Regions from separate parts of the Homo sapiens genome. Here all the other regions are linked to region 1. A link is a loop called in an ENCODE intact Hi-C map of the cell type or tissue named here. Cell type or tissue: Caco-2. All regions are shown on one strand. Region 1 has its middle 73 kb from the start of LINC01122. Region 2 holds the start of FANCL (FA complementation group L). Region 3 overlaps VRK2 (VRK serine/threonine kinase 2).

Region 1 (8,000 bases):
AAGTAATTGAATAAATGGCAATGGTGGTGGTATATTGATTGAAATACAGAACACTGCAGGAAAAGGGTTTGCAGAGTGAGGCTAAGTGGAAACCAAGTGTTCTGTGTTAAACATGCTAATTTTGAGATGTCTATTAGATGATGATAAGCACTTGGAGATTAGAAGAGAGGCAGGTGCTAGAGAAAAACACTTGTGGTCATCAGTACGTACATGGGATCTAAGCCATGGGAATAGTGTATTGCCCCAACAGTGAGTGCAGATCCAGAGTATAAGACATGTGAAGACTGGTCCCAGAACACACCAATATGTTCAGGTGGCAATGAGGGGGAGTGGGAGGAAGATCTAGCCGAGATATATGATGAAGGACCAGTGAGGTAGGAAGGTGACCCTAGGTGTGATGTTCAGGAATACTCACCAACACCAAAAAAGTGTTTCAAGTGCATCAGATGCCGTGAGATGTCAAAGATAAGTATAGGGAATTTCAGTAGAGTGACAAGTATAAAAGCCTATCTGTAGTGTGGTCAAGAAAGAATAAGAGGCGAGCAGGCAGAGAAAACCAGTACCTTAGCAACAGCATCTTGCCAAATTAGCAAAGCATCACTTGAAATAGTATTTCATGTTGTTCCTTAGTTCTTTGCTGCTTAATTTTCAGCATGGCCTCCAGCCATTTTAGTATTGAGCTTCTGAGTTCAGTGTTTGGTGCTGCAGTAAAAGCTTCATTTTGAGCAGTTTAAGTAAGAAATAAAAGAAGGCAGAAATCAGGCAGGCACTTTAATATAGGATTTCTCTATAAGCTAAACTATGTTGTTGTTAGCATTATATTATACTGGCTGATTATCTGATGTTAACACTTATAGTAATTTTTTCTCTAAATATGTCAAAAAGAAGTTAAAGAGCTGCAAAACATCCAAATAACAGAAATAATTTTTAAACCATATGTTGGATTTAATGAATGTTTAGTTAAATAGAAATAGGCTTTGAGGACATCAGGTCTCTGAGATAATTTTGAAAGAGCAGGAGGAAGGTGACTGACGATGTGATTGCTATAATAATTTTTATTTTCTTTTTTTCGTTTTAGTCTGGAGAGATTGGACTACAAAGCAAAATGAACTGTTATACAGACTTAGGTGGAAAGTATACTCTCCTACCAAAAAAACCAGTTGTTTTCCTATTTCTTTCTGCACTTAATCCTATCTTCAATGTGCCCTTTTAATTGACTTTAACACAAATATTATGAATATGAATTACAAGACAATATTAAAGGTAAAAGAAAACTTAAAATGACAAGCTAAACTGTTTCACCGAAATGTATTTGCATGTGTCCAAACCTTACTCATATATCAACATCTAATTTAGATAAACCTCCATTGAGGCCTTCCCAGTCCTTTCTTCTTAGAATAAGTCTCTTTCTCCTATACATTTGAATAACATTCTACCTGTAACTCTCATTCATCTTTTCATTCATTCAACCAACATTACTGAGCACTTATTATGGGCTGGTCCTCTTCTAGGAGCTTCAGATGCATCAGTGAAAAGAGGAAAAGACCCCTGCCTTATGGAGCTGAGATTCTAACAAGGAGAAACAACAATAAATAGAATACACAAAAAAAATCACGTAGCATTTAAAAGGTGATAGATTCTTTGGAACATGAAATGTAGAGCAGAGTAACGGGATGGGAGTGTAGGGGGTTGCAACCTGTAATGCAGTGGTTAAGATAGGGTTTACTTAGAGGTGACATCTGAGCAAAGACTTGAAGGAGGTGAGGGCATTAGTAACATAGATCTGTGGCGAAGACCTAGAACAAAGAACTAGAAACGCGCCTGGTGCTGTTGAGGGACAAAAAAGAGGCCAGAGGGGCTTGAGGGAACCTGGGGAGGGGAAAGGTAGTAGGAAATAAGGTCAGAGGCCATTGGTGTGGGGGTTTGAAGGGACATATCATGGCAGTGAAATGAGTGCTATTACAGAGTTCTGAAGCTGAGGAGTGACATCATCTGACTTTTAATTTAAAAGGAGCTTCTGGCTGCTGTGTTGAGAGTGCTGGGGTGTGTGAGAAGTAGGAGTAGGGGGACCAATTAGTAGGCCCTGTAGTTATGTAAGCAAGAGATGATAGTGACTCACACACTTCATGCAAGCACTGGAGCCGGTAAGAAGCGGTTAGAGTTTCATATCACTTTTTTACTTTTGTCATATTATGTACATGTCTTATTGCCACTTCTAGACTCTGCACTACTTGAGGCCAGAATTTGTGTTCATTTTTGCATGTCCAATGGGTACTCAATATTTTTAATGAATAAATAAATGAATGGTCACTAGACAAAGAATCTAGCTTATCAATATCTTTGGCACACACCCTGAATTTCAAGGCGTATTTATAAATGGACAATAGCACCACCAAGAGCATCAACTTTGAATAAGGGCAAAAAAAAAAAATGAATAAAATCTACATACTGCAGAACTGATAGCAGAATAATATAAAGGGAAAGATAGCCTTTATTTTACCTGTGTTTTATTTAATTTTTGATGAGTGTTTAGAAGTAATCTATTATATTTTCTCTATGTTCTTCTTGAAGTAAAGTAGTAGCCAAGGGAGAGAGAAATTTCTGTAGCATACAGACAGGTTCACAGTAGGTTTTGTCATGGAAATATTTATCATTATAAGAGCCAGTCAAGTGACATTCCATAATGCTAGCCCTTTCTGTAGTTAACACTGCAGGGAAGAAATCTCTCTCTGTCTTCAAATTCCAGTATAATAATAAAAAAGAAAACAACAAATGCATATAAAATAAATAACTTCTCCAACACATACGTACTCGACATTACAACAGAAAAGTTATGCAATCATTTGCTATTAAATCACAAACTTCCAAAACTTCAAAAGAGCAAGAGGAAAATTCCTTCAGAAAAAAACAAATTACCCATGTATGGATAATGTCCATACATAGTTGCAGAATATAGCTAAAGAAATGTTCTTTTTAAATAAGTGGTCTACATTTTAAAACTGCAACATCCAAATTGGGTATAGAGTTTGAGAAAAAGCTGCTATGTGCAATGTGGAAATAATTTATAAATACTTATAAAACATTCAGGAAGGGAGTAGATTTCAATACCTTTCTTTAATATATAATGTTTTTAAAGAAATCATTACAGTAGCAATGAATCTTTGCGATGGAAGCAGTAGTTTTACAGTTTGGATTCTAGAACCACAAAATTCCTGATCAACTCTGTAATTAGAAGGGAAATTTTCATCTTTCTAAGTTGTGTCTCCTATTTCTCCATTCCCTATTTCTATTTTCTCTAGTAACCATTGAAAAGATCAAGTTCAACTTATGACAAATCTAATTGAAAAATACCAGCCTGAATTGGAGGTTAATGTTTTCAGACAGTGGTTCTGCCATCTAATCATTCCACAAATATTTATTGGGTACTTAATATTTCCTGCCAAAGAGATAAGGTCATTACCTTTAAGAAGTTAAAATTTAATGAGGAAGAGATACAAACACGCAGTAAAATAGTTTGACAGTGCCCTAATAGAGCTATGCTCAAGGTACTACTAGGCCCACTCAGCGTGCTATGGGGACGCAGGGAGGCAGGGAAGGCCTATGGGAGGAGGCGCTGTTTCCACGTTGTGAAGGATGAGCAAAGCTGGTCAGAGAAAACAAAGGGAAAGGGAATCCTCAGCAGAGGGCGCCATGATCATGATCTCATTTTTAGAACTGCCCCAATAGCTGTGGGGAAGACAAAAGTGATAGCAGTAGGCTGGAGGCAGGAGGATCACTCCAGAGGCTTAGAGGAATCCAGGGAGGAAATCATGAGGGTCTGAACGTAGGAAATGGCAGTCGGAAAGGAAACAAGGGGCAAGTTCAAGATATATTTAGGAAATAGACCATAAAAGATGTGGCATTGACTAGTCAGGAAGAATGAAGAGAGGAAGAATGAAGAAGAATGAAGGACAGGGAGGGAGTTAGGAGCTTGAGAGGCTGGATATATGGAGAGCTGAACTCTAAGGGAAGAAATGCAGGAGAAGAAATGGGTGAAACAACAGCAGAGCGGATGTTTTTTGAAACTCAAAAGATTTGTCATGACATGTATTTGACATTATGACTAATTGACAAATATAAACTAGCTGTGGTATGAAGATATTCTACCCACAGAGCCTATTCAGAGTCATGAACATTACAGAGATCACTGAGGAATACTTGAAGAAACTCCTTCCATTCTCCCTGGTCACCAAATGTAAAGTATTGACGAGATAGAGACTAGCAGTCAGTATAGATTTTAGATATTTGTTTAGTGAATATTTACCAATTTTAGAACTTCCATTACACAATCAGAGGCATGGCTTCTGAAAAAAAAATCTTAGCATACTGTATTTTCGTGAACATTAACATATATAATGGAAAGGAGAGTAAAACAATAATTTTTAAAATATTTAACTTTATTTACAAATTAATGGTGACTTTTTCATTTCAGATCTTAAGTGTCAAGTTAATTCACTCATTAAAATTTAGATACATTTTAATACCCTATTATATTTTATTATTCAAGGACTTTCTTACCATACAAAGAAGATGAAATGCTCTTTCAGACCAGTTATCATTTCTGGTTACTATTTCCTTTTTTTCTTGTCTGATTCCAAATGTGCACTGGGAATATCAACAATACCCATGAAATAAATCCCTTCTCAAGCAGGACATTCTGAGTATCTGATTTATCACTCTGCATAGCTCCCATTAAATAATTTCTACAGTTTCAATAATAACCACAACTCTAGAATAATATATACTAGGATGCTCTATTTCAAGATCTGTAAAACTAGACATATATGAGAAAAATTTATAATATTTTAATATATTTCTGGACTCATGAATAATGAGTCATTTTTGTTAGATTATACAAATATGATCCACCAATAAAACATTTCATCTCAAATGTAACCAGATTTTGTCTACCTAGTATAAAGTAAGGAAATCCTGCATACTCCAGCAAAAAAAAAAGAAAAGAAAAAAGCATTCTCTAAATCAGTGTTCAGTGTTTTTCAAATTGCAGATGTGACCTATTTGTAGATCATGAAATCAATTTGGTGAGTTACAACCAGCATTTTTACACAATGGAATAGAATACAAAAGAACAGATATCAGAGTATATTACATTTCATAAGAGTATGTATGGTTTTGTAAAAGTTTGGTATATATGTATGTGCATACTGGGTACTAACATTAAATATTTCTTATCAGGAGTTGCATTTAAAGAAATTTGAAAGCCCCTGGTTTAAGTAACTTTGTCCACAGTATTGCTGAGACTTGTCAGGGGTCTACAGCTCAAATGTGAAATGAAAATAAATTTTAAGAGATGTGAAGATTAACTTTTCTACAACAGTTCTCTGAAACTCAAGCACTCACTTACTTTAAGCTGTCAAATATTTTACAAAATAATACCTAACAAATAGGATCAAAGGTTTCTCCTATACTATGTTTTGTAACTAAGAATATGTGGTCCAATATCACTAAATGACAGATTCTAACTTGCTTGATTGAGCCTTGCTATTTAGTAGTCATTACGGATAGAAGTTTCATTTAGTTGCATTGATCTTGTATTTAACTTTAGAATAAATTCAGAAGCTGAGCCATAAAATGTATGGTATGAATCCTTAACCCATGAGGACCCTTAAAAGGTCAAGAAAGCAACTGTAATTCCCACAAAAAACACACAAATGCATATGTTATCATTATATATAGCCTACACGAATATGCCCCAACATGTTATCATTAGGTATAAACCAGAGAATATTCTACAGTATTTTAATTCTACTATACTTAAATAATACATAAAAGACACAAATACAGTTTTCATTTTTATGCTCCACTGCAATTTTATGAGGTCTAAAAAACATAAAAGTTACATACAAGTCTTTATTTATGCCACCAAGAGTAAGTTTTATCCTTGGAAATGCTTAAAAACTTGGCCTAATACATACTGCCCAGTTATTCCTCATCCTTTGATTCCTTAACCTATATTTTTGTGAATAAATTTTAAGTCAGAAATTACTGATAAAGTATCAGTCATGAGTTTCACCTGAACTCAAAATTCTCCTCTTTTGAGAGAGCTATAATAAGTGGAAGTTTATATTTTATTTCATTGCTATCATTTCATTCCTTAGGTTCTTTATGGTGTTTTTAAAAATCCATAATATAATTCTATGAGAGTTAACATAATAGACTGTAACAGCTGTTATGGTCTATTGTGTAAATAAGTAATTACAGAATTTACAGACTATCATGTAAATATATAATTATGGACTTTTTAAAATGTGCATTATTTACTCGATAGTCTATCGTTTACATATGTAATTATGGACTTTAAAACATGTATTATTTACTCAGTCTGTAACAGCTCCTTGGGACAGAGTCGTTCTGGCCTATCGGGTAAACATGTAATTACAGAAATTTTTTAAATATGTATTATTTATCTGATAGTGCTGCTACAGATTATCACATCCATACGTAATCATAGATTTTTTAAAAGTGGGTATCATTACTTTGTAAAATGCTTCTGCAAGTCAACTCAGAGACTTTCAGTTCATGGCTCAGTTATCCAAAACTATGTGGTGATTCCTCCATATAGAATATTTGCAAAGAAAAGTGTTTTTTTTGCAAGTAATCTAAGTAAATTTTCAAGTTTCCTGAAGAAGTTATAAAAAACTGACCCCAAAGAAAACAAGTCATTTTGAGAACTGACCCCAAAGAGAACAAGTCATTTTGAGAGACGGGATATTTTTATAATAGTCTCTAGCTTAAGGTTCTTTTATCTTTCATTTTTTCAGTTATCTACATTACCATAATATTTATTTTTTAAAGCCAGAACCTCTTAATTCATCTGGTTTCTTTAAGGCAGAGTATCTGGCATGCATTTTACCTGTTATCTCCTTTAATATTCAATTATGTACACCTCCTTATGCAGTAGTATACTGGTAAATGTTTAACAGTTGGCTGGAGTGAGGGGGATTTAAATCACTCGCCATTTTCTGTGGTGTAAATGATCCCACCATGGCTGATTTCAAGCTACCAAAGGGATGTCACTTAACTCAATGTCACTCAACTAGTGAGCCATACAAGCAGGTAGGAGCCTATTTCAGCACACCACTACCTCTTACATCATTTCACATTCCAATTATTGAATGTCTTTTAATGTAGATTTTGAGGAAGTTAGAAACAAAAGTCTAATTGCTAAGGGCACATGAGGTGTTTAAAGCTTAAAATTAACGGACACACCTTCAATTAACAATCAATAAGAGACCTCTTTCTAGGTTCAGAAGATGCCAAAACTTTCTCTTAATCAAGTATGTAAGCAGCACTCTGGGATTGGGGGCAGGGAACGGCATTGTTTGGTACATCTGGTAGGAGGCCAATCCTGAGGTGGTTCATTACAACTGAGGTACACCTATGAAGAATAGTTTGGCAAAAAATTTAGAGATAAGTATCATGAGGGTGGTGGGGCTAGAAAACTTTAAGATGTATTCTAATCCTGTGAGCTGTTTTCATGATTTAATAAATAAGGTAAAGGTTAAATATATCGCATTTCAAAAAGCCATCCATACTTCCACAATTGTGCATTAACAGATTTAATTACTCTTTTTAACTGAGTAGTAAGTTGTAAGCTCAGCTAGACAATTCTAGAAGATGGAACTTCAAGAGAAATGCCATCAAAATAAACTTCAGATCACACTATTAAAACTAAGGATGTTAAAGTTGTGCCTTTTATTTTAATAACAGACTAAATCATTGCTCTGTACTGCAATTATAAGAGCAAAACTTTGTACTACTTGTACATTCCAGTTTTTTGAAATATATGATTGAATATTCATCAATAAATGACAAAGATTTACAGTGTATTCAAAGATTATTAATTACTTCCAATACTCTTAGTTTTAAATCTGGGGGAGAATATACTGATCTGCCTGCAGAGCATGGACAAGGAATCAGTGTGTATATATATATATATA
Region 2 (8,000 bases), 210 kb after region 1:
AAGTACAAAAGAGCTGTTAATCTCTCTAATCAGTGGCTTTCACTGGGTGTGGGGATGGTGTTTCTTGGGAAGAGGGTCTTCGTGCTTTGCTAAGAAGAGGGTTGTTTAATAATCTGGATTCTTCTATACTTTTAAACGGCCCGTTTACATTCTTATCCTTTCTTTAGATGATGACCCCATAAATATTCTTCTGATTCCAGCCCAATCTTTGTAACCCATCAACTCTTTTAGCAGACTTAACCCTTAAATGGTCTTTTGTTTACCTGTAGTTGGGTTGTGGGTACCATTGCTCCTCAAGTCTACAGCCCAGAGTGAAGCAGAAATTGTTATTCTGTACCTGCAATGGATCTAGACTCATTATTGGTAAAACCTACCTACCAAGGGAGTGTGCTCCAAAAGAGTTGGGGTAGGGTTATAGGAGCCAGGTTGTCTTCTCCATATATCACCCTACCAGACTTTGGTCACATAATTAAGTCTTTGTAGTTTATTTCTTATGGATATGGTCTTTTCAAGGCTGAAAAATTATTCACTACATCGCAATTTATAAACTGCTGTTTAGTGCATGGATAGAAAAACAGGCAAGAGCAAACTGATCTTTCAAATTAATAAATGCTTTTGCGTGATCAAATCCAAAGGCCTCTCTATAATTCTCAGTTTTTTCAACCTTTAGGTAGCATTTTACACTCCTGATCATGCCTTAATCTTGACTATCTGCTGTCTTTTCCATTCTATGACACAGTGCCACAGAGAATAGGATATTATTGGCTTGCTTTTCCAGTTTTTTTGAAAACTCTTTTAAATGGCTATTCTTCCTTCACTTTCCCCTAATTTTCATTTTCCCTTTATTTTCACATTTCGCAAGTCTCTTCCTTCATCTTTCTTCTCAGCAGACTCAAACAATCTCTCCTTTATTAATCTTATTAATGTTAATGGCAGGCATCCTATCTTCTTCCATTACTGGTGGGAACTGGGAGAAGAAACTCTTGGGACATGGCTAAACATTTGGGCTATAAAATAAGGATAACAGATGCTAATTGGAATGGTATAAGCATTTTAAATTTTAATTTTTAATTTTAAGACTAATAATTCTCCTTTAAAAAATTAAAATATAAAAGATAAAAGTCTCCATGGGCCATTATCTCCATTCTTTGTTCCCATCTCCCTCCCCTAAAGTAACCATTGCTAGTAATACAGAGCAACTTTACTTATATATTTGAATATAAATGTTATAATAGTAAGCATACCATTCTGGAATTTGTGCTTTTTATTTGTCAAAATGTTTGGATATTTTTCTGTGTTAGAATATAAAGTTCTTCCTCAGGCAATAGCATTTAAATAGTAGTAATTTTTGTGGCAAAGTATATAAATGAAATCCTGCCTAGGATACCTGGTGGAACTTGAACTTTAATGAGGATCTTTGTGCAGTTTGTCAGAGTGATTCCAAAATTGAAATCATGCTGATGGTGGTAGAAGTAGTTCCTTGGCTTTCTGATCTTTAAACATATTGAGCATTTTTGTTTTTTTTTTTTTTGGATTTTGGGGTGGCTGACTTCAACTGGGCTATATATAAATGGTTCCAGCACAACCACGTATGAATTGATGATGGTAGTGAGTATCCAACTTTCAGTCTTGAACACCTAAGGATAATAGTCGAGTAATTGAATTAAAAAGTTTTTATATGGTATCTTACCTTGTTCCTTGGTCATTGGATTTCTTCAATTATAGATTTTATTGATAAGGAATGCTCATTTACAAGTTCAACTATCATAACAGTGACTTGGATGTCTTTTCTTTAAAATCTAAGATGATAAATTAGCAATAAACGTGCTGGAAATCTTTAAGTCTAGTTACCTAATTATGGGGATTCCGAATCAAGGAGCCAACTGCTTTTGGCAAGTGGTCACACTGTCCAGTGTATCAATAGTAAAGGTGAATGTGATGTAAGGTCACAGCCAAAAGACTGTGTTCCAGGAAGTGACTCCTCACCAGACACCAAATCTTGTCCTTGCGTCTTGATTTTGGACTTCTCAGCCTCCATAACTAAGAAATAATTAATTTCTGCGGATTACCTATCCAGTTTATGGTATTCTGCTATAACAACCCAAATTAAGATATTTAGTAAATAATTTATTAGCACCTACGATGCAGCAGGAAATATGCTAAATGATTAGGGAGAGCAATAATTTTCAGAAGATTAAAAAAGCTTTCCAAAAAGACATAGCACTTGAGAAGAACTTTAAAGAAAGGGTAGAAGTTCCATGGGGGAAAGTGTGGTGGTGGGGAAGTTTAACATACTGGATACAATAAAGATCTTAATTCACAGATAAATTATAAAGTGCTTGAAGTAAGGGACTATATGTTCTCTTAATCTTTGTGTTGATCCCACTTTTGCACAGCCTCTACTTTATTCTTATAGGAAAACATGTAGCATGGCCGTCCTTAATTACCGAGTTGCAAAATAAAGCAGGTGTTATGTCCTGCCCCTGCAGAGATCCTCAAACCTTAGCATGCATCAGAATCACCTGGAGAGCTTGTTAAAACGCAGACTGCTGAGCCCTATTGCCAGTGTTTGGGATTCCCGAGGTTTGAAATAGGGGCCTGTAGGGAATGAGAAACATCTTTCTTTCCTGTTGCTAGATTCCTGTTTGAGTCCCTTATAAGAAAAGACAGATTAATAAGAGAAAAGCGTGCAAATTTATTTAAGTTTTATGTGGCATGGGAGCCTTCAGAGATGAAGCCCAAAGAAACAGGAAAACCTGTGCATTTTTAGAAGGAACAGTGGACAGTTGTGGGGAAGTACGGTTGGACAAAGCATGGTCTAATGGTAATAAACTGGGGTAAGTTGTCAAAGGTCTTTTTGTTCAGATTCTTTTCTATGTCTCCGTTTCTTTAGAGATAAGGATATTTCTTTCCTGTGGGTATAGGAAGAGCACCTCTGGATTGAGGATCCAATGACCCGCCTCAGGGAAGAAGGATGGGAGAAGGTCAGAGAGTGATCTTAGGTTTTGTTGTTTTCTCAAATGTCAAGGGGCCATATTTTGGGGTAGCATATCCTGAACCCCATCAGCGGTGAAAACTTGTATTTCTACATAGTTCCCAGGTGATGCTGTTGCTAGGTTCTAGGATCACGTTTTGAGAACCACTGCTTTAATGTAATTTATATCTAACCACTGCTCCAGCATTCTTTTCTGTAAGCATCCAGAATGCTGTGACAAATTCTTGTCAAACTTTAAGAATCTTCAGGATGTCAAATTCTGTCTTGAGGTCAATAAAGATGGGTAGGGGACGAAATAATCTTTGCTCAACCTTTGGCACATTACAATGATGTTTTTCAAATAGTAGGGCTCAAACGTGATGCATTGGAAAATTGGAAAATTGGAAAATCAAATAATCATATGGTAAATATTTTAGTAGGTTTCTTATTTAATCAACTCTTAATAAGATGGGATGGATAACATTCCTGAGTTAGAAAAACATATTGCAAGCGCTGTCAGAGGAAAATTAAGTTCAAGTCCATCAGCAATCTTTACTCATGTTTTGCTTTATATATTTGTGAGTGCCGTACACAGAACTGAGTCCAGTGTTGACTTGAGTCTAATCAATACACATATACGTATACATGTGTGTGCCTCAAATATATCTGATTGAACTTAGTAAGCCACAGAACTGTAATATATATGATATAATCAATGTGTTATACATTATATTACAATAATTATACACAAAATAATACATTATTCTGTATGTTAAGGGAGAGAGGACAACAGCAAAGAAGACAGAGTGCTACAACGTCCAGGCTGTAAAAGTCATTTTATTCTGGAGGAAATGCAACACCAAAGTTGTAACAGTCTTTCAATAAAGTAAAACAGAATCATCGAAAGGGCTCCTGGGACAATTGAGGCTAGAATGATCTTGGTCAGTCAGTCCTGTGGACTTGAGGGCAATCTTCCCTCCCACTACCGGTTGGGGAGCCCTGATGTCGCCTCCCGCAGAGCGCCACTTGGCCTGGCCTGCGCTTCACCTTCATTTCCGCCCGCGGAATCCTCCAGGATCTTCCCGCCAAGGCTGGGGTTTCCGCTCCGCGGCGTCCGAGCGCCAGCGGACTGCGCATGTGCAGGACCCAGCAGGTCTAGAGCTTTTCTGTGTTTCTCCGGACTTCGAGCCATGGCGGTGACGGAAGCGAGCCTGTTGCGCCAGTGCCCCCTGCTTCTGCCCCAGAACCGGTCGAAAACCGTGTATGAGGGATTCATCTCGGCTCAGGTACCCGCCCAGTGGTTGCTTTCTAGCTAAGAGAGCCTCTTGCAGCGTAGCTGCGCGGAGAAGTCTGTGACGGGCTAGGAGGTTAGGGGCCCAGACTTGTGGGGATTGAGAGGGGCGGCGCGTAACGGCTCTTGGGAGACTAAAGGTTTGAGAAGCGCCGCTGTCGCCGCCACCCCGGTGGTCGCCGCGCTGGATGGGGAGCGAGGAGGCGCGCGGCGTGGAGCGGGGCTGGGGCCACGCCTCCTCTCTCCCTAGCCCTTCCCCGAGTTTGGCTTCCTTCTTCGTTCAGTGTCCCGCAATTGACTGTTTTTTAATTTTTTTTTTGTAAATTTTGCCTTAACTCGATTTTAACACCCTCCACCTCCACGGATGTTGATGAGTTCACTCGGGAATCTGGGCTAATTATTTTCGTGTTTCCTGTAGAAAGAACATTTGGGAAGAAAACCTTATTTTGGCCCTTTGCCAAGTCGTATGTACCTGTACACCCACAGTTACAATATCTTCTAGGAGAAGCATGACAGCAATGGAATTAATTAACTTTGCTGATTCCAGTGGCCTCTCATATGGAGTTTATTACACATACTAACACATGTGTAGGGTTTTGAAGTTTACAAAGCGCTTTCCAGGTAAATAGTTCACTTAATCCTCAGCCCTTTGAGGCAGAAATTTTTAAAAGAATCATCATTCCCATTTTCTAGTTGAAGAAATCAAGGTATGGGAAACCGGAGACGTTATTTGCTGATGATCACATCAGAATCCCTTAAACGCAGGCTGTGTGATTTCAGTCCTGGATTTTTTTCTCTTTACATTGCACCAGGATACCTTAGGTTAGGAGTGTAGACTTTTCCTTTCTGACCATTACACTCAACCTTGTGCCCACTTCCCCACCATCACGCATAGTCTTTGAGTATATGTGGAATTACCATATGACCATCACAGAAAGTAGAGGTTAAAAATTCATTATTCCATATGGAAAAAAGTTAATCCACCTTTCCCTCTCCAATTAGAAGTATTCTTCTTGAATTACCTAGCTGAAAATATGATTCTCTTGTAGACAACATTTAGAAAAGTTGAAAAATTTTAAGTTACTTTTTTTTTTTTTTTTTTACAGGAAGCATGTTATACCTAATTTTAGGCAAAATACTGTTATGTATGTCTATATCTGCTAAGGCCTTTTAGGAAACAAGTACACCCATTAGAATTGAGATTAGATGAAAGTTTCTTTTATGACCATTGCTATAGCTAGAATTCCAATTTGTACCTGCCTTAGCAGTTTATTTAAATCTTAAACATTTTACGTGTCTAAAAATATTTTGTATATATTTTAAATTTACAGAAAAGTAGCAAGGATATACAGTACAAGTAATTCCAGTATACCCTTTACCTAGATTCACCAGTTTACATTTTCTCCATTTTACTGATCATTGTTAAGTATATGTATGTGGGTGGGTGTGTATACACATTATTTTCCTGAACCATTTGAGGTCAAATCAGGCGTAGTTCCCCTTTATCCCTAAATACTTGAGCATACATTTCATAAGAACGAGGACACACTCATACATAACCACAGTACAGTGATTAAAATCAGGATATTTAATGATATACTATTATCTAAGATAGAGTCCATATTTCAAATTTTGTTTATGATACAGTTGTATGTTTTATACCCCCATCCCCTACCATCTGTTGTTAAGATCCCACATTACATTTAGTTGTCATGTCTAACCTGGAACAATTCTCAGTCTGTTTGTGTTTTTTATAAGCTAGACATTTTTAAAGAGTACAGATTGGCTGTTAGGTAGAATGTATCTCAATTTGGGTTTGGATGATATTTCCTCACTATTAAATTCAGCTAATGCATTTTTGGCAGGGATACTACAGAAAGATTGTTTTGTCCTTCTCAAGGCTTGTGAGGTTACCTGGTTGGTTCCATTATTAATGATGTTAACTTTGATCACCTGGTTAAGGTATCATCTGTCAGAGTCTCCTTTTGTAATTAATAAGTACTTTTGGGGAGGTACTCTGAGGCATCAAACTTTCACACACATTCTCTGGTTTTAGCGTCCATTGACTTTTGCTTGAGTCGACTATTACTATCACGGTTGCCAAATGATGATTTTCTAACTCTTGTCATTTCTATATTTATGAAGTGGCAATTCATTATAAGGAGTAGCATTGCCTGCTTTCTCATTTATTTAATTATATTAGAATGGATGCATGGACTTTTAAAAAAATTACTTGATTATAATCATTATTTATTTTGATCCTCGAATTGTCCCAGATTTGGCCAGTGAGCAGGTTTTATGTATGTAAGTTTTTAAGGCTTTGCATTTCCTCTCATCAGTGTTTTAAAAGTATCCTATAGATGCTGACATGTAGCCTTATAACCACCATTTTTAGAAGCTATATGATGTCAATTTACTATGCACCTTAATAGGTTGTAAAAATTTTCTCGTGGAAGGTCCTTTTTGGTTTTTAATTTTGTTGCTGATTTCTAATTTTTCTTGTATTGTAATTAGACAGTATTGTTTATAAAAAAGTCTCCATGGAACTTACTGGTACTTTTTCCTGTGACCTAATATGTAATCAGTTTTAGGTGTTGTCTCTATTATCAGATTTTCTCTTTCCTTTTGAGTGAGCTTTGGTAGTTTGTGTCTTTCAAGGAATTTGTTAGTTTCATCTAGGTTTCTGATTTTATTGGCTTAAAGTTATTTACAATAATCCCTTATTATCCTTTTAATGTCTTTAGGATCTGTAATGATGCTCTCTATGTTGGTTATCTTTTGCTGCTATTTACTTCAAACCTTAGTGGCTTAAAACAAAAACAATTATTGTCTCACTGTTTCTGTGGATTTGAAATTTGCGAACAACTTGGATGGTAGTTCTTGATCAAAATCTCTCATGATCTTGCAATCAAGATATTTGCCAAGACTTTGATGGTCTAAAACAGGGTGTCCAATCTTTTGGCTTCCCTGGGTCACATTGGAAGAAGAAGAATTGTCTTGGGCACACATAAAATACACTAATGATAGCTGATAAGCTAAAAAAAAATCACAAAAAATCCCATAATGTTTTAAGAAAGTTTATTAATTTGTGTTGGGCTGCATTCAGAGCTGTCCTGGGCTGCCAGTTGGTCAAGCTAGAGGTGGAGGATTTGCTTCCAAGATTGCTCATTCACATAGCTATTGGCCATGAGGCCTCAGTTTGTTACTGCTCTTAACAGGAGGCCTTAGTTCCTCACCACATGGATCTTTATAGTGTTGCTTGACTGTTATCACACATGGCAGCTAGCTTCTCCTGAGTGTATGATACAACAGAGAGATCAATAAAGATGCACATTCTCTTTAATCTCTTAGTCTCTGAAGTCACACACATTTACTTCTGCTTTATTGTGTTAGATGCAAGTTTCTTAGTCTATATTCAAAAGGAGGGAAATTAGGCACCAACTCCTAGAGGTAGGAGTGTCAAATAATTTATGGATATACGTTAAAAATAGCTTTCATCCTCATATCTGATGTAGGTAATTTATGTCTCATTTTTTCCCCCGATACATCTAGATAGAGGTTTATAAATTTTACTGATTTCTTCAAAGAACCTGTCTTTAATTTCTTCAATTTTTTTCTATTATTTTTATGTTTCTATATGATAGTTTTCTGATCTTAAGTTTCCTGATTTCTTTAGATGGAAGATTATTGATATGAGATCTTTCTTCTATTCTAGTACAGATATTTAGTGCTTTA
Region 3 (8,000 bases), 320 kb after region 1:
CTCTAGAAATACCAGATACGGTTGACTATTAAGCCTGTGCATGATTCTCAAAATAGAGATCTTAAAAAAAAAAAAAAAAGCACTAAGCAGAACCTAGAATTTTCCACCTCAATATCTTCTTTTGAGGTTTTTTGTGTTCTAATGTTAAAGATGATTTAAACATTGTGTTCTTTAGCAACTTATTTGCAACATGAAGAGTTCCCTCCTTCCCACCCTGATGGGAATAGGAGCAAGTGGGTTAAGCAAAAGCTACCAAACGATAACGACAAATGTGGCAACCTGTAAATCGTAAGAGAAGGTTGAAGTTATTATTTGACTTACAGCAACTGCTTCCAGAAGGAGCCCATTTAAGCACTGACTGGGGGAGCTCGTCCAACAGACTAAAACAAAATAAGGTAATGCACAATGAACATGTTTTCAACCCTGTGATTATTTTGACTAGAAAACAAAACACTCTATGTGTTGGTAGGTCACCAAAATTGTGACTTTCAATGCTTTTTTTTTTGTCACCCAACTATAATGGATAGGAAAGTAAGCAGAAGTAGAGGAGAACCCTCAATGCCCACAAACTAATTTTATATCAATAACCTAGACTAACGTAGGGGCAGAAAGGTGTGATCTCTTTTCTCACCCACCATAAGGGTTGCAGCCAACATTCCTATAACAAAAGACCAGTTAACAGGAGAAAGTATAACAAATTTATTTAATTAAAGTTTTATATGACACGACTTGAGAAATGAAGACCAAAGACCCAAGGAAGTCTATCTTTATGCTTAGGTTTGATGAAGAATAGACAGCTGTGTAGGAATGTGACTGGACAAAAGGGTATGTTCTAATGGTACTGAACTGGGGCGGGGGGATCCAGCAAAGCCTGTCCATATTCTTTTTTTTTTTTTTTTTTTTGAGACGGAGTCTCGCTCTGTCGCCCAGGCCGGACTGCGGACTGCAGTGGCGCAATCTCGGCTCACTGCAAGCTCCGCTTCCCGGGTTCACGCCATTCTCCTGCCTCAGCCTCCCGAGTAGCTGGGACTACAGGCGCCCGCCACCGCGCCCGGCTAATTTTTTGTATTTTTAGTAGAGACGGGGTTTCACCTTGTTAGCCAGGATGGTCTCGATCTCCTGACCTCATGATCCACCCGCCTCGGCCTCCCAAAGTGCTGGGATTACAGGCGTGAGCCACCGCGCCCGGCCCCATATTCTTGATGTATGTAGCATTTATTCCTCCTGGGGATGGGGCAGGACCCCTTTGGAATGAGGGTCTTAAAGGGAGAAGGGAGAGGGTGACCTTCCTAAGTTTAATGCCTTGCTTGGGGTACAGGGGTTCTAGTTTCTATAACCCGCTTTGGGGAAGAGGAATTCTGGTTTCTATGACTCTCTTCTTGGGAGGAGAAGGGATGGGAAACAAGAGGGCAGGAGAAGGTCAGAGTGAGACTTGGCTTCTGAGGTGGCTTCTGGGGCCATCCAGTCTCTTTCAGTTCAAAGGTCTCAGCATGCCAAAGCATCACACTTTGGGGTATTGCTCTCTGGGCCCCAATACTAAACAAGATGGAATTACAGGAATTATAATATAAATGCTTTAACTCAAAGTTTATGTATGCAGAAACACAGAAGTAGTAATATTTACCATGATTTTTTTTCTCAAAAACAACAATAAAAAATTCACGCAAACATTGTATCTAAGTATATATGTGCATTGTTCTCCACTGGGCAATATTTTATGCTGTCCCATGATTAAACAGGTTTGTGGGATGCTCAACTGGTAAGTATAATGCAAATATTCCAAAATCTAAAAATATCTGAAATCTGCAACACTTCTGGTCCCAAGCCTTTCAAGTAAGGAATACACAACCTATAAAAACATTCAACTAAAATTATTTATATGTGTGAGTGAGTCACCACCTCTGGCATAGGCAGAGTAGCAACAATACACACATTGATCCAGCAGCATGCTATGTCAGGAAAATAAAAGGCATAAGGGAGATACAGTGTCTTGGCTGAATATACAATCACACCCTTATGGGGAATTTCAGTGTCATACCTTCTCAGCAAGTTGAATAAATTATGATTATGTATTATGTACTATAATAAGTTTGAAAATGTCTATGGTTTATCTGAATTATAAACTTCATAATATGATATTGGCTTTACTAGTCTATAGGTTTACATTATTAATCAAGTCAAAATGAAGATATTAACATATGTAAGAGTCCCCAAAATGTAAATAGAAGTTATGCTTGATTTATTAGCATTATACATGTAAAATAATAATTTTATATGACATCCTATTATAAATATGCATAAGCAGGTATATTCATTATAGATACCTATAATGAATGTATCTGTATATGCATATTGATAAAAAGTTAAAGCAAGTCATATTAGTCTTATCAAAAAACAAATATATAATCATTAGAATTAAAATGTTAGTTTTTTAAAATAGCATCATTACTTTATTACAGTATTCTAATTAGGTAAACTAGTTGGAAAATTAAATACAAAAACTGTTTATACATCACTGTGTTTTGACTTGACCCATATTTCGAAATGTTACATGAAAGTTAATATGGACACATCAATCACTGCAGTAAATAACTGATTTAGTTCTAATATAGATTTATATAAATGTTTTAGTTTTGGGTAAGGGACTAGGATGATCAAAATTCTGAGTGGAGAAATGTTTCATATATGTCAGTATTTACAAATGTAATATGTATTTTTCTGAATCTGCAGGCTAATCTTTCTCAGTATTAAGAACTGATGCCACACTGAATTTAAAGATAGATTTCTATGAATCAGCTAATTTTCCCCTGGCTTTGTACTCTTCTGTTGTGATTTTCCTACTTAAAACTTAGCTTAGCTGCTGCTTTTGCTACCTGTGGATAACTACTGTTGAGCATATCTTGGTATATAATGAAAAACTGGCTATTCTGTGCTCTATGCAATTGACTTTTTCTTAGGCCTGATCAGTGAGAGAATTGTAAAACAGTAACACACCCTGTTCTTAGTCTGACCTAATTTTTATGCTAGCCGAATCCAGGTAATAAAAACTGAATGTAGAATATTAAAAATGTTTATGTGGCTACAAGATTATCTCATATAAATAGCTCATGTAAAAATTTTGTTTCTTAAGAAAGAAAACATACTTCCTCCAAGACAGAAATAAGAGGTATGTTGCTCTCACTTGAAAAATATAAGCCCTATTTGTCCCATTTCATAGTGCTGTTTTACACAGTTAATATCAATCGTACCAAGCTCAGACTACTTCAACATACTTGTACAATGCTAATTTGAAAATATTCTTCCTTGAAAACACTACCACCTAGAATCTAAGCTTTGGAAATACCATGTAAAAGAACAGATATTTCACTTTATATTTTGCACTGTAATTCAAATACATGTCTTTTTACAATGTTACCTTAATGGATTTTATGTGTTAGTTGTTTGGTTTTTTTAAAACATATTTTTCAAACTAAAGAAATTTGCTTTGGTTGTCATGTTGGGTGAATGCCAATCTTCTCTGTGTTGTTAGCTCCCTTTAATGTATCCCTTCAGACCTGGTGCAGTACATGATGAAATACTTGAAAATTTGTACTTTGTTTTAGCAGTCTGCACAGCCACAGGGTCCTTCAGGTTCTGTTCCCAGGGAAGTTTCCCACACAACCACCGCAGCATGCAGTAGCCGAGGATCTCAACGTCACTTCGTCTGGACAAGGCTATAGGAGTAAGCATTAGAGAGAAAGATAAGGGATAAGCAAGTCCTTGAGAAATGGAGAAATCTTTGGTTGAACTACTACTGATGAAATATGAAAAAGCCAAATAGGCAAAATGTTTTATTTGTTCAGCTGGAATAAAACTTAAACGCCCAAGCATTTGGCCCCAGTCCACAGACAGGCAGTGACTGGTTGCTGTTGAAAGTAAGGGTCAGTTTCCTCACCTCCTCCAACTTCATCTTTCCTTAGTCTGGCCTGTCACATGAACTTGATCCCCATGGCCTCTGACATGATCCAGACAACCCATAACCCAGCACCAACACTTTCTCAAAGAGCCAAGCAGTAAAACAAAGAAATAAATGTCTGCAGCTAAATTACTAACATATGTTCCAGGAAGTCCATAGGGTCTGCATTGGTCATGCAGAGACCCTCTGAGTGCAGACTAAACATTGATGGCCTTTCCTGTTCCACTCACACTAGCAGCATTTGAAGTTGGAAGAATATGACAAAACTGCCATCTAGTGTGCAGTATTAAAAAAAGGGTCTTTCTGAAGATTTTTCAATCACATGAAAATACAATAAAAATATATCTACTGCTTTGGATAATTTTACAAATATTATTTTTAGATATAAGCAGCAGCAGGCTAAAATTCTGGTCCCATATCTATATAAAACGGAGGCAATGGTATCAGAGGCTGGGGGGAGAGCCAAATAGAGGCCTTCAAAATTTAGAATAAGATGCCTTTTCCTAAAAAGTACGTTAAAAGCACATTTTCAGGCCCTTGTATCATTTTATATCAACCTATTAAATGCTGTAGTCTAATTTCATAATTTATATATATTTATAAGTACCTTATATAAGAAGATGGACAATGAAACCTAGGAAATGTATGAAATATAACTGATACATATTAACAAACCACTGAAATAATTATTAAAACATCAGCAAATACCCGTAAAATAAACTCATTTTTGTAGTCATTCAAAATTGTTATAAAACAATAGGCTGGTATTTACATTTCTGTCATTACTCGAATGTTCATCTGTGTAGGGATATATAATCTCCTAAGAGCAGTAAGTGGCTGTTAAACCTGCTATAAACAGGTATCCTATTTTATTATCTTTCATGAAATAAACTCTGAAAAGTTACTCAGTGAACTTAGTTTTTAATTTAAAAAGTCATCTACTAAGAACAATGATGCCAACACATCGTAACTACTTTTGGTTACCATGTATAAGTTATTATAAAAGCAGAAGACATGATTAGCTCTTACACTCTAACTGCTATTAGCGTATTGGATTATTAAAGGCCCTTCAATCTAGCAGAATGCTACAGTCCCATGGGTGCCATTTACTTTCTGCACAAGCTTCAACAATGTCCTAATGCAAGACTTGGCTCTCATATTAAAATAAAAACACAATCTCTACCACAGTGTTCTGTAGTGATTTCTTCAGTAATAAATCTCCCATTAATAATGGAATGGTTCCACTTGTACAGATGTGTTCACAAGTCTCCTTTCTATTATGGCAATTCCTGATTACCATCACTTAAAAAATCTCATATCCTCTAATTTTCAAAAAATGATATTCTGGCACAGTGTTTGGATGATATAAGCTACACACAAGAGGCCCTTTGAGGAAAAATAATCAGAATTAAAATAGATTGAACCTTCCTAGCCATTTCCCCCTACCCCCCAATTGAGGGATTAATTGATATGAAGCTGTAAGTAATGACAAGTCATTTAGATTTCTGAAGCCAATCTTTCATAAACTGGTCTTCATTTGAAATAGCCCTTTGAGAGTTAACTTTACTTCACTATTATAGTTTGGTCTTACCTAATTAAAATACATTATCACATTTTTCAATCTTTTATTTTCTTTTTTGCACATCGGTATTAATAACTACCGTTAGGTGAATGTTTTGCCACTGTTTCTGATAAGTCCTGCATAAATGCATGCAGTGATAAAAAGAACACCCAATAGTCACCCTTTCCTTTCCCCACACTGAAGAGTGACTAAAAATGTTTCTGACTACATACCTCTACCTGAAATTCCCTCTCAGAAAAGCAAATTGAAAAGTTTGAATGTTTAGTGAAGTTAAAATCTTAGACTTTGCCAATGATTGTCTTCTTTCCATCTACTGTACACAGAGGAGTAATTTTAATACCTGTTAAATTAATTAAAAACAAATGTTCTAGATGACAATATTAAAATCTATGTATGCATGTATAGTTTACACAAAGAATTGATTATAGTCTGAGACTATTAATGTCTAACTATAAAAATTTTTTTTTAATTTGAAAGTTGCTTCTTTAATTATACAATTTTCAAATTCATTTTAAAACATATTAAGTGAAGCAGTAAATAGAGCTCTGGACTAGGAATGAGATCCAATTCTATCCCTGCCACTAATATTTTACATTTTCAGCTCTAAAATCAGATGATACTGTGCAATGTATTTCTTTTTAATATATTTTCATTCATTTGAATAGAAAATACATTATGCACTGTTTTGTTTCTGAGTCATGTATTTGCACAATTTATTGTAATACATAGGGTTCTTCAGTGGCATTTGGTAATTAATGTAATTATGGACAGTATATTTTCATGCAGATGTCCTAAAATGAAGTGTTTACTTATTATTGCTTGGAACTGTAATGAGATTTAGTTTAGATTTCTAAACTTTCTCAAGTTAGTTTCTAAATATTATTAATAGCATCTAACTTATATTGAGCTTACCAATATGCAGTAATATACATCACTCTTTTTGTTGAAAGCCTGTGGTATTCTCAAATGTTCTACATTTCTAAATTATAAAGTATTGCCAAAGTAAAAACAATTAGAAAGAAATAGGCACAGGTGAGGATTTAAATTCTATTTAACTAGAAAGAAAATTTTAGAAATGGCTGATAGTAGAACGCATAATTAAAATAAAAACAATTGATGTGATTTATGGAGAGCCGCTACTATGCCTGGCACTCTACCTGCTTTTTATTATTTCATCTCATCTTTCAAACAATTTAAAGTAAGTATTAGCCCTATTGACAAGTAACAATATGGAGTCTCAGAGAGGTTAAATAATTTGGTCAATATCACAGAGCAAAAATTAATAGAGCTCAGCACTGAAATCCAAGTCTTTCAAAAACCAAAGCCCGTGCTCAATCTTGCAATTACTTTGTTGCCAGGCGCGGTGGCTCATACCTGTAATCCCAGTACTTTGGGAGGCTGAGGTGGGCAGATCACCTGAGGTCAAGAGTTTAAGACCAGCCCGGCCAACATGGCGAAACCCCATCTCTACTAAAAATACAAAAATTAGCGGGGCTTTGTGGCACACACCTGTAATCCCAGCTACTCAGGAGGCAGAGGCAGGAGAATTGCTTGAACCCAGGAAGTGGAGGTTGTGGTGAGCCGAGATAGCACCACTGTCCTCCAGCCTGGACAACAGAGCGAGACTCCATCTCAGAAAAAAAAATAATAATTACTTTGCCTCCATCATTAGTTTTAATACCATTCAAACAACATTACACACAGGACTTCCATAGTGAGGAAGGTATTTGAAGCAGGCATTTAAACTTAAAGCACCAAGACATACTGACACAAAAATAGTTGTTTTGGCAAGGAATAAATGAGTGGAAGATCTGGATATCTAAGCTGCAGCACTGACCAAATTTTTCATGTTACTATCCTTTCATGAAACTATTTCTTTCAAGTTATTTCATTCCAATAAAGAAGGATCTTTAGTTAAAATATTTAATTATAAAGTGACAAACGGTCCTTCTAAACTGGTATAAGAACAACAGATAAGTTATCTTAGCGAACTAGTCCTTGGTTTAAAGACAAACTGGAATAAAATTAACTAGCCCAATTCACCAAATGGACTGAAAGAGGAATTGGGAGAAAAAGAAAAGTCTAAGTATTAATTCCAAGATTTATCTCCCTGTTTGCCTAAAGTGTTTTCTGTTTATTTCTTATACCGAGTAACATTATGGAGTATGAAGAAAAACAGGGTTCGGTAGGAAATAATGAAGTGAACTTGAAAATTTCTGCATCAAGCAGAGTTCAAATGCCCAAAATATTAATATGTGTGCTCAGAAAGACAATAAGAAAGCAGAAAACATCTGAATAAGATGTTCACCTGACAAAGTGAATGGTGACTATCTGCAGAACAAATTTAAAGTCTATTCTTAGTTTTCCAACTGGTAACCTATGTAATTCAGTATTTTGTCAATTCTGATGTATAAAGATCCAGAATATTTTATGGTGACCATGACTTACTGCAATTTCAAAAAG

What was found. A loop is a pair of places that touch in the nucleus more often than their neighbours do. Peaks named below come from ENCODE experiments on the same cell type or tissue, not always from the same donor. Only the 100,000 strongest peaks of a DNase experiment are listed, where the experiment ranks them.
Region 2: it touches region 1 in a loop (2.3-fold over the local background); 5 of 110 quality-filtered maps call a loop at or near these places.
Region 3: it touches region 1 in a loop (21-fold over the local background); 20 of 110 quality-filtered maps call a loop at or near these places.

The regions. Positions count from the first base shown.
Region 1 is chr2:58,443,884-58,451,883 of GRCh38, reverse strand. No RefSeq gene overlaps it. Among named protein-coding and RNA genes, the nearest start is that of LINC01122, 73 kb to the left of the region's middle. In Caco-2, no CTCF peak of the experiment used is centred here; a DNase peak (open chromatin) is centred at 3,653.
Region 2 is chr2:58,237,478-58,245,477 of GRCh38, reverse strand. It overlaps FANCL (FA complementation group L), which reads left to right and starts at 4,153. Exons shown (of 14, transcript NM_018062.4): 1 at 4,153-4,260. The coding sequence starts at 4,165. RefSeq lists an enhancer at 3,806-3,965 and a silencer at 4,506-4,555. In Caco-2, no CTCF peak of the experiment used is centred here; a DNase peak (open chromatin) is centred at 4,097; H3K4me3 peaks cover 1,712 bases.
Region 3 is chr2:58,127,521-58,135,520 of GRCh38, reverse strand. VRK2 (VRK serine/threonine kinase 2) reads right to left here. Exons shown (of 13, transcript NM_006296.7): 9 at 3,593-3,713; 10 at 322-380. Among named protein-coding and RNA genes, the nearest start is that of VRK2, 85 kb to the right of the region's middle. In Caco-2, no CTCF peak of the experiment used is centred here; no DNase peak of the experiment used is centred here.